2 separate regions of the Homo sapiens genome follow, and region 1 is linked to region 2. Evidence: read pairs that join two places in POLR2A ChIA-PET (ENCODE). Cell type or tissue: GM12878. All regions are shown on one strand.

Region 1 (2,500 bases), 75 kb after region 2:
CCATGCCGATGAAGTTGATAGGTCTTCCTAGGAAGCAGTAATCAGCCTACCACCTCTTTCTCAGACATCATTAGGTAAATGCTGAATGGCATTAGCGTTTAGTTTTTACCAACCTAGGAGAAATGGAAATATAATTTCATACATCATTACTAAAATGGGTGATCAAAGCTCACTGTAGCGTTGAACTCCTGGCCTCAAGCAATCCTCCCACCTCAGCCTCCCAAATACCTGGGACCATAGTCACATGCCACCACGTCCAGCTAATTTTATTTATGTTTTTAGTAGAGATGGAGTTTCTCTATGTTGCCCAGAGTGATCTGAAACTCCTGGGCTCAAGTGATCCTCTTGCCTAGACTCCCAAAGGGCTGAGGTTACAGGCATGAGCCACTGCGCCTGGTCTACAGTTTATTTTTGATGACACATAAGAATCACTAATATTCATTTAACACTTATAATGTATGGGGCATTATGATAAGCTTTTTATATACATTATTTCATTTAATTCTTACAAGAACCCTCTAAGGTAAGTACAATTATTATCCCCATTTTATAAGGCAACGAAGTTGAGTCTTAGAGAAGTCATGTAATTTGCTCAAGGTCACAACTAATAAGCAATGATCTAACCCAGTAATTTTGCAACATGGCCTACAACACACTCACATTAATGAGTATGTACTTTTCTTTAACTTTGAAAAGTTAAAGAGTTAGACACTCCAGAGGCCAAAAACAAGTCATTTAATCCAATAAAACAGTTGGCAGCACTGACAGAGTTCATTTGGTCTTAATCTCACACTCAGGACACTGTTGGGAAGATGGGGCCTGCAGAGTAACCAGGTCATGTTTGTCTACACGGTCTTTGAAAATCAAATCAAAATTTTCAGGATTCTCACATATTGCATGATTCCATTCATATGAGATGTTCAAAATGGGCAAATCAAGAAAGAAAGAAAGAGAAAGAAAGAAAGAAAGAAAGAAAGAAAGAAAGAAAGAAAGAAAGAAAGAAAGAAAGAAAGAAAGAAAGGAAGGAAGGAAGGAAGGAAAGAAAGAAAGGAAAGAAAGGAAAGAAAGAAAGAAAGAAAGAAAGAAAGAAAGAAAGAAAGAAAGAAAGAAAGAAAGAAAGAAAGAAAGAAAGAGAAAAAGAAAAAGAAAAAGAAAGAAAGCTGCCTAGAGCTAGGGGAGGAAAAGAGAGAGGTAGGGAGGATGGGTACAAAGTCTCCTTTTGGAGTGATGAAAATGTTTAAAAAATGGACTATAGTTATGGTCACACAACTCTGTAGATATTCAAAAAACCAATGAATTGTATACTTTAAAGGGCTTAACTTGATGATCTGTAAATTATACAATATCAATAAAGCTGTTAAAAAACGATTTCCAGAGCTCAGTATCAAGTGTTCTCTAGTCACTCCATGAGGCTGCCGTCTTCCAGAACAAACATAGTAACCAGATGTGTGTAAAGTAAGCTTGTACCCAAGAACAAAATGTTCCAACAACAATGATGAGAGTAATGAGCATGCTGGTGAAGTTGGTAGGTCTTCCTAGGAAGCAGTTATCAGCCTACCGCCTCTTTTTCAAACATCATTAGGTAAGTTCTGAATGGTGTTAGCTTTGAGTTTTTACCAACCTAGGAGAAATGGAAATAAAATTTCATTCATCATTACTAAAGTGTGTGAAAACGAGCAGAATATTATAAAGAGCAGCAGAGGGGGAATCAAAGGACCCCAAAAGCTTCCATTCGAATCTACTACGACCTTGTAGACTTGAGGACTCAATCATTTTGGGCTTCAGTGACTTGATCTGTAAAATGAGGAAGGGGAAGTATGAAGTCAGCTACTCTAAGGTTTTCTTCTGTCTTCAGCATTCCAGTCAAATCGTCCCTTCTAAGGATTGTCTTGGTATGCTGACTTGTCCCTTTCATCACATCATCAACTGCGTTTAGACCAAAGAATTGTTATCCAGACATCTGGACATATTGAAAATCTCTCAAAGAATCTTTCCTGGACTGATGTTTCAGGTATTTACATGAACTTCCTCCGTATCCTTTATTAAATACACTATCTACCTTATAGTTTAATTAGCTATAAAAACCTAACTGAAATTTTAAGCTTGACACAGAAAAGTCAAAAAGGTGTTTCCTAACATGATGTATAAGGGCAGCAATATAATTGTTCTCCAAAGTAAAATGATTCTGTCCTTTATAAAAATTCATTTTACCTCAACTCTAACCTGTCACTTCTAATCAATTTTAATTTTTATTATAAAAATGATAAATTCTCATCTAAGAAAACCTTAAATATATACAAATTTGAGGAAATTAAAATCAGTTTTAGAGCCAATACCTTAAATAGATTAAGAGTAATGTTAGTCTACTATTTCTACTATTATATGTTGGTATAGTCTCACTTTTTTCTCCATGAATAGTTTTTCCCTTTTTTAAAATGAATATAAAGTAATCATGTTTAAAATACCAATATGTAGAAAAGTATAAGAAGAAAATATAAAT
Region 2 (2,500 bases):
CTGTACAACGTATACACCAAAGAAAATAATTTTATTCTCAGCATTTAGCAAAAAGAAAAAGAAAAAAAAAAGACTCCTATTTACTCTTCAAGCTCCCACGCCCATATACTATATTTTGGGGCAGCCGCCATTTAGCTTGAGGTCTGGCAATACATTAGAAAACAGTCAGCTCAATTTGAAAGCTGGTTCCCTTCCCCCTGTAAGGATTATGTTAAATCTGGTACTAAAAAAAAAGCTAAAAATATTTAACTACTATTTATCTCTGGAAAAATGTGTAATGAATTATATTGATATTTTATCAGTCATTGAATTGAAATATTAAGCATATGAATATAGGCATATAGATATTTTGGCAGCTCTTTATTTAAAAGGTACCTTGAGAAGTTAGTAACCTCTTGCTTTCAAAATTATCCCAGTCTGACCTATCTTATTTTCATTTACCTTTAGGTAAAAAGATTACAAAAGCTTTGGCAACTACTTTCCTCTTTTCCTTCCTTCCCTCCTTCCTTCCTTCCTTCCTTCCTTTCTTTCTTTCTCAGAGACTCACTCTCACTGAGGCTGGAGTGTAGACACGTGATCATAGCTCACTGCAGCCTTGAATTCCTGAGCTCAAACGATCCTTCTGCCTCAGCCTCCTGAGTAGCTGGGACTATAGGCGTGTACCACCATGCCTGGCTAATCTTTTTGTTTTTTGTAGATATGGGTGTCTTGCTATGTTGCTAATGCTGGTTTTGAACTCCTGGCTTCCAGCCACCCTCCCACTTCAGCTTCCCAAAGCGCTGGGACTACATGCATGAGCCACCATACCTGGCCTTACTGTTTTCTTAATAACACATTTTTTAAAAATTGTAGTAAAGTAAGCATAACATAAAATTTACCATCTTAACCATTTTTAAGTGTACAATTCAGTGGTATCAGGGTAATGAGTTAGAGAGTCTTCTCTTCTCCTCAATTTTTGAAAAAGATTGAGAAAGATTGGTGGTAATTCCTCATTAAATGTTTGGTAGAATTCACCAGGTCCCTGGCTTTTCATCTGGGGGAGATTTTTAATTACTGATCAATCTCCTTACCAGTTAAAGGTCTATTTAGGTTTTCTATTTCTTCATGATTTAGTCTTGGTAGTTTTCTTATTTCTAGGAACTTGTACATTTCCTCTAGGTTATCGAATTGCTTACAGTAATATCTTAGAATCATTTTTATTTCTGTAGAATTGGTAGTAATGTCTCTACTTTCATTTCTGATTTTAGTAACTTGAGTCTTTTTTTTTCTTAGCCCACCAAGCTAAAGGTTTGTTGATTTTATCTTTTCAAAAAACCAACTTGGTTTCATTGATTTTCTGTATTATTTTTCTATCCTCTGGTTTTATTTCCCACTGCTCCAATCTTTATTTCCTTCCTTCTGGTAGTTTTAGGTTGAGTTTGTTCTTCTTTTTCTAGTTCCTCAAACTGTAAAGTTAGGTTGTTATTTTGAGATCTTTCTTCTTCTTGCAAGTATAGCTGTAAATTTCCCCCTTTGCACTGCTTTCTCTGTGTCCCATAATTTTGGTATGTTGTTTCATTTTCATTTGTCTCTAAGTATTTTCTCTTTCCCTTGTGAATTTTTGTTTTATCATTGCTTGTTTAACAGTGTGTTATTTAATTTCCACAAATTTGTGAACTTTCTAGTTGTCCTTCTGTTATTAATTTCTAACATTATCTTGTGGTCAGACAGATGTTTGTATATCTACCTTTTAAAATCTATTAGGACTTACTTAGCAGCCTAACAGATGGTCCTGGAAAATGCCCCAAGTGCACTTGAGAAGAATGTGTATCCTGCTGTTGTTGGGTAGAATGTTCTGTATGCCCATTGGATCCAGTTGGTTTACTGTACGTTCAAGTCCTCTGTTTTCTTACTTATCTTCTGTCTGGTTGCTCTAACCATTACTGAGAGTGAGATGTTGAAGTCTCCAACTATTATCATAGACTGTCTTTTTCTCCTTTCAATCATATATTTCGATTATCTGTTATTAGGTACATAAATATGTATAATTTTTATATCTTGCTGTATTGAACCTTTTATTAATATATAATGTCCTTCTTTGTCTCTTGTAAGCATGTTTTGATTTAAAGTCTATTTTGTCTGATACTAGTTTAGCCACTCTTGCTCTTTTTTGGTTACTATTTGTGTGAAATACCCTTTCCATCCTTTCATTTTCAACCTATTTGTGTCTTTGCAGCTAGAGTGAGTCTCTTGTAGATACCATATAGTTGGATCATGGTTTCTTAAAATCCAGTCTACCAATCTCTGTTTTTTGATTAGAGGGGTCAATACATTTACATTTAAAGTAATTATTTGTAAGATACTTCTGTAATTTTGCTACTATTTTCTACTACATGTCTTATAGCTTTTTTGTCTCTCATTTCCTGCATTACTGTCTTGTTTTGTTTGGTTGATTTTTTGTAGTGACATGTTTAAATTCCTTTCTCATTTCTTTTTGTTAAATAGCTATATATTTGATTGC

What was found. Peaks named below come from ENCODE experiments on the same cell type or tissue, not always from the same donor. Only the 100,000 strongest peaks of a DNase experiment are listed, where the experiment ranks them.
Region 1: POLR2A ChIA-PET joins it to region 2 with 6 read pairs; 6 of 35 experiments call an interaction of 5 or more read pairs at or near these places.

What each region holds. Positions count from the first base shown.
Region 1 is chr3:171,763,875-171,766,374 of GRCh38, forward strand. All of the region lies in intron 1 of PLD1 (phospholipase D1), which reads right to left. Among named protein-coding and RNA genes, the nearest start is that of PLD1, 45 kb to the right of the region's middle. In GM12878, no CTCF peak of the experiment used is centred here; no DNase peak of the experiment used is centred here.
Region 2 is chr3:171,688,989-171,691,488 of GRCh38, forward strand. The region is part of intron 13 of PLD1 (phospholipase D1); the gene reads right to left. Among named protein-coding and RNA genes, the nearest start is that of PLD1, 120 kb to the right of the region's middle. In GM12878, no CTCF peak of the experiment used is centred here; a DNase peak (open chromatin) is centred at 1,503; H3K27ac peaks cover 476 bases.